Linked DNA regions of Homo sapiens: region 1 is linked to region 2. A link is an interaction called in ENCODE POLR2A ChIA-PET data of the cell type or tissue named here. Cell type or tissue: GM12878. All regions are shown on one strand. Region 1 overlaps MAPRE2 (microtubule associated protein RP/EB family member 2). Region 2 overlaps ELP2 (elongator acetyltransferase complex subunit 2).

Region 1 (2,500 bases), 1.1 Mb before region 2:
TCCTCCATGCTGGGCCCTTGGAATACAAAGATAAATATTGCACAGCCCTCCCTTGATAAGAACCTCCAGGGGCCTGGACAGTGGGCGAGAGTACGTGGTGGGAGGGATGTGAGATGGAGAGGTTCCCACACCTGACCCCAGAGTATACACAGGGTGTGTGTTTTGTTTTTTGCTGAGGTGTGGCTGTCATTGGTTCAGAAGTCTTCCTGATACTTGTCTGAATAAAAGTAATTTTGTGATTATTGTGTTGATACTTGGGAAGGGCAAAATTATCACTCCTATAATTTTCAAAAGCTTTCAGAAATGTAGCGTGTAAGTAAAAATGTGTGTGTACCCTACTATGACCTCTATATTTGTCTTACGAACATAGCCTTGAGGCACAAGCTTGGGCATTGTTGAGTGATTTTTGTGGCAGGAAGTTCATTTCTGCTTTTCAAAAAGTCGAGGAAAAGTAAAAGGCTTATTTATCTGTTTTGCTCTTCCAATTTTTATATTTGTATTGGTCATCACTAGGTTAAAAATATTTCAGTATGCTATTACATAAAAAGTGAAAATGAGATCATATATTCATACTTTATTCATAGAGAAACTGAAAGGATATAAACTAATAATGGTAAGAACTGGGAAGATTAATCACTGTGTACCTTTTTATGTTTTTTTTTTCTAAACTGAAACTAAATGCATTACCTCATCAATCAGTGATGTTTCAATTAGCCCTTTAATAGCATAGGTTTTTAAAATTAAATAAGTTTCAGTTTGAACTTAATGAGGTTTACATGTTGAAATATGTTAGGAAACATCTGATAGATACTCATGAACTTACCAAAGTCACATGGATGACAGTAAAGATTTGCCTAATGCAAGTACCATTCTTACATTAAACATCAGTAGTCACAAATGAAATGTGCTCCTATAGCATCTGCCTCATTTAGCCCTTTGAGGTTTCACACATAGCAATCCATAGTGGAGATTTTGTTTCATTTTCTCCAGAGTACATTGAAGCTGCCTGTGTGTTTTGTGATGCGTCCAGCCTGTTTAGTATGCTCTGTGAATCTTACACTAACTGCAAAATAATACTCTGTGAGGATTATTTTAAAATATCCTCTTTGCATTTTTGTTTTCTTCTCATTTATCAAGCTCCTGCCATTTATCAAGTACAGCAAAGGGCCCTAAAACTGAGATTGCAGGTAATTGCCAATTTTTTGGCCACTCTGAGTGCAGTCCTCTGTCCTCCTCCAACTCAGCCTAACCTCCCACCTTAGGGAACTTAATTGGGCAATATCTGGCCTTCATGTGACCCCTGTGTGTGATGACGGCCAGGAAACAAGCCATCTGCATTCACCATGCATTTCTGTTTCAGCCCTCTCACCCAGGAGTCTGGGTGAAAACTGAGAGAACCCCCAGGGAGACTGACCAATTAAGAAAAAAACAAGAACAAAGCTTTGAATATATTATCCTCAGTATAGGGACCTGCTCACTGTCAGCAACTCTGAAATAAAAAAGCTTGTGGAACTTACGAGCTGAATGTCTGCTAGAAAAGGAGGAAGCAGAAGACAGGATCATTGGGAGATGGAGTGTAATGGGAAGTGAGTGCAGCATGGAGGACAGTGAGGGTTTCTTGGGGTGAACATGCCAGCCTCTAGAGAGAGTTTAGTTCTCTGCCTCCCTACCCCCACCCCATCTCTCTCCCTGTCTTTTCAAGGGCAGAGTAAACCTTCCCTTCGACACTTGTTCTCCAAGGACAGAAGAAAATGAAGAGCTCTGTGTTAGCCTAGGCAGGGGTCTGGCAGGAGAAGGGAAACAGGACCAACAAGTCTCTCCCAAGTCCCTTAATGGGGCCTGGAATACACAGTAAATTGTTAAGTTTGAGTTTGGGAAGCCAATTTGGGAAGCCAAATTGATAAGTTTGGGTTTGGGAAGCCAATTTCTTTCCCCCTGAAATTTTTGACAGGCAGATAGCATTGTCATAACAATGACTTTAAGATGTCAGCATGTACCTATTTCCAGCCTGTATGATAAGTGTGTCACTGCTACCTCTACTCCAGTTCAAAATTTGGTCTGTACCGAAAAGGGAACCTGGATTGTCCCCTACCTCCTTTCCTAACCTCCAGGAGGACCAGTTGGGGTCCTCAAAGTGCACAGCCAGGAAGTTGCTTGAAGAGGCAGTGAGGTATAGTGGGCAAAGCTTGGCTCTGGTGTGAGACTTTTACTTTCTGTCCCAGCTCCATCCCTTTCTAGGGCAACATTTTTTTAGCCTCTCTAAGCCTCATTTTCTTACCGTGCATATGGAAATAATAGTAGCATCAACTTCCCAGGGTTCTTATGCAGATTAAATGTGTTACAGAACATAAGGTGTGCCAAACGGTGCCTGGTGCAAAGTAAATGCCTCAAAGAATGTTAGCTAGTATTATTGCTTGCAGCTTAAATCTACTCTTTTACCCTGTATTGATAAAAATCTATAATCTTTTTGTTCTAAGTACCCTGTACAATACTTTGCACA
Region 2 (2,500 bases):
ACTGCGAGCTCCGCCTCCCGGGTTCACACCATTCTCCTGCCTTGCTCTGTAGCCCAGGCTTGTCTCGTACTCCTAACCTCAAGCAGTCTTCCCTCTTTAGCCTCCCAAAGTGCTGGGATTACAGGATTAGCTACTGTACCCGGCCAGCTATTGCTTTTTTAGGCAAGACATTGCATCTCTATTGACCCTAGTTTGCACCTTAATAACATGTGAGAAGTAAGAGATTGGACTAGATCAAGGGTGTCTTAGAGGTTTGTAAGACCTATGAGATCAAATTATTTTCATAATGATATCAAGAAGTTATTCACAGTATTCATTCTCATTGTCATGAATGTACAGTGTTTTCCAGCAGCCACATGATGTATGATACTGCAGCAGATTAAATACAGAAGCAGATATGAAAATCCAGCTATATTCTAATAAAATCATATGTTAAAGAGATTTGTAGGAATGTAAAATAGTTCCTCTCTTTCATTAAGTTTTTGTTTTGGAAACCATTGGGGTTTTTCCCCATCAAAATGTTATATATGTTCACACATCATAGAACCCATTGTTATTTTTAAGTAAATGGTTAAACACATATTTTTCATATTTCTCAGTTTTAATTTCTAATGTGGTTAATATTGGTACATATGGTTCATATAATCAAAAGCTTTTTGGGGTCCTCAAAAATTGTAAGACTGTAAAGGAATTCTAAGACCAAAAGTTATGAAAATTTCTGGACAAGATTATCTCCAGGTCTCTTCATCTCTAAGATTCTGACTCCAGAATTTTCAGTTAAAATATTAGTTGCCTTTAGATGGTGCTCCCAAAATCCTATGATATTTCTTTAGTTATCTTAAATATATCTACTGTAGTTTTGATATGGGTTCTGAATTAGTTTTATTTTTCATTACACACTCATTTGAGGGCATTTTGAGCCAGGCACAAATGCAAAATTTTCTGAATTATTAAGACTTTGCTATGATTTTATAAATGATGTTTAAAAAAGTTTTAATAAGCTACTTATTTGCTTCTGTAGGATTAGTCACATGTTAGGTCAATAAAAATCATTAAATGGTACAAGGGATGCCTGTTAGTATGGATAATAAAACATAATTGCAATTATATTAATTGCCACCAGATAACATCAAAGACTGACTTTCAGTATAGGAGTTTGTTATAAAATGTTAATTTAGGCTTGTATGTTTTATCTTCCGTTTAAAAGTGAGGTTACATAAAATGGATTGCTTGTGTATTACTGTAATCTATAACTATTATGATTGATTTCCTTTCATTGAACTGCCAGATAATGCAGATAGCCTTTCCAACCCTTTATCGGTGATATATAAAATTTTAATATCATTTTGTATTTTTAATATGTCTGAATTTTAACATTACTTTTATGTATAGACATTCTTAAAATCATATAGTTAGTTAAGTGGCTCAATTGCTGTGACACATGAAGTTGAAGCCCATGATCACAGTTGGCTGGCAGCAGAGTTAGGACATGAACCTGGGCCTTCTGAGTTCAAATCTAATGCTCTTTAGTCCAGCTGCTTCCCTGAAACAAATAAAAAGAAAATCCAAACCCAAATTAGGTTATTTGCCCCTTTTTTGGTACTACTTTTTCTTTTGTTATCACTGAGAAGTTGCAAGTATTTAAAAGATCTATTTTGAAGTGTGTCTCTAATTTCAACAATAAGTCATATTCTTGGTAGTAGCACCTGACTACAATGTTTCATATAATGTTCCTGCCAAGAGTGTTTAGCCTGCATCTAATCATGAGGAAACAATCAAACAGATTGAGGGACATTCTGCAGAACAAGTGCTGGGTACTGTCATTGTCACAAAAATGAGGGGGACTAGGAAACTATTCTACATTAAAGGAGACTAAAAAGATTTGATATCCAAATGTTGAGTGTATTTCCTTAGATTCTGAATCCCAAACAAAAAAAGTTTTAAAAGGCATTACTGAGAGAATTGGGACATTTTAATATGGACTGTATATTATATAATAATACTTATCAATGTTAGAATTTTTGAATGTGATAATTGTATTGAGGTAATATAGGAGAACGTTTTTGTCCTTAGGAGATATATGGTCTTTGAGGATCAGAGATCACAGTGTCTGCCACTTATTTTTAAGTAGTTTGCCTCCTAAAAGGTGTGTGTGTATGTATATAGAGGAAGAGTGAGATATTAAGCAAATATGGCAAAATGTTACCAGTTTGTGAATCTAGGTAGAGGGTACAGGGGTATTGTTTTTTGGTGTAGCTTGGAAATTTTTAAAAATTGCAGAAAAAATGAATAAAGATATTTACTGAGATATAATTTTTTTCAGCCCCTTCTACTGAATTAGTTTCTGGAGGATCTGATAATCAAGTGATTCACTGGGAAATAGAGGATAATCAGGTGAGTGGACATGTTTATAATCAAGAAATGACTTTTTTTGTTCATTTGTTTTTTAAGAGGTAGAGTTTCACTCTGTCACCCAGGCTGACGTGCAGTGGTGCGATCG

Evidence for each region. ChIA-PET counts read pairs that join two places held together with the same protein. Peaks named below come from ENCODE experiments on the same cell type or tissue, not always from the same donor. Only the 100,000 strongest peaks of a DNase experiment are listed, where the experiment ranks them.
Region 1: POLR2A ChIA-PET joins it to region 2 with 7 read pairs; 2 of 35 experiments call an interaction of 5 or more read pairs at or near these places.

The regions. Positions count from the first base shown.
Region 1 is chr18:35,049,497-35,051,996 of GRCh38, forward strand. The region is part of intron 1 of MAPRE2 (microtubule associated protein RP/EB family member 2); the gene reads left to right. Among named protein-coding and RNA genes, the nearest start is that of MAPRE2, 9.3 kb to the left of the region's middle. RefSeq lists an enhancer at 880-1,380. In GM12878, no CTCF peak of the experiment used is centred here; no DNase peak of the experiment used is centred here; H3K4me3 peaks cover 1,318 bases; H3K27ac peaks cover 2,080 bases.
Region 2 is chr18:36,133,984-36,136,483 of GRCh38, forward strand. It overlaps ELP2 (elongator acetyltransferase complex subunit 2), which reads left to right. Exons shown (of 22, transcript NM_018255.4): 3 at 2,324-2,394. Among named protein-coding and RNA genes, the nearest start is that of ELP2, 5.3 kb to the left of the region's middle. In GM12878, no CTCF peak of the experiment used is centred here; no DNase peak of the experiment used is centred here.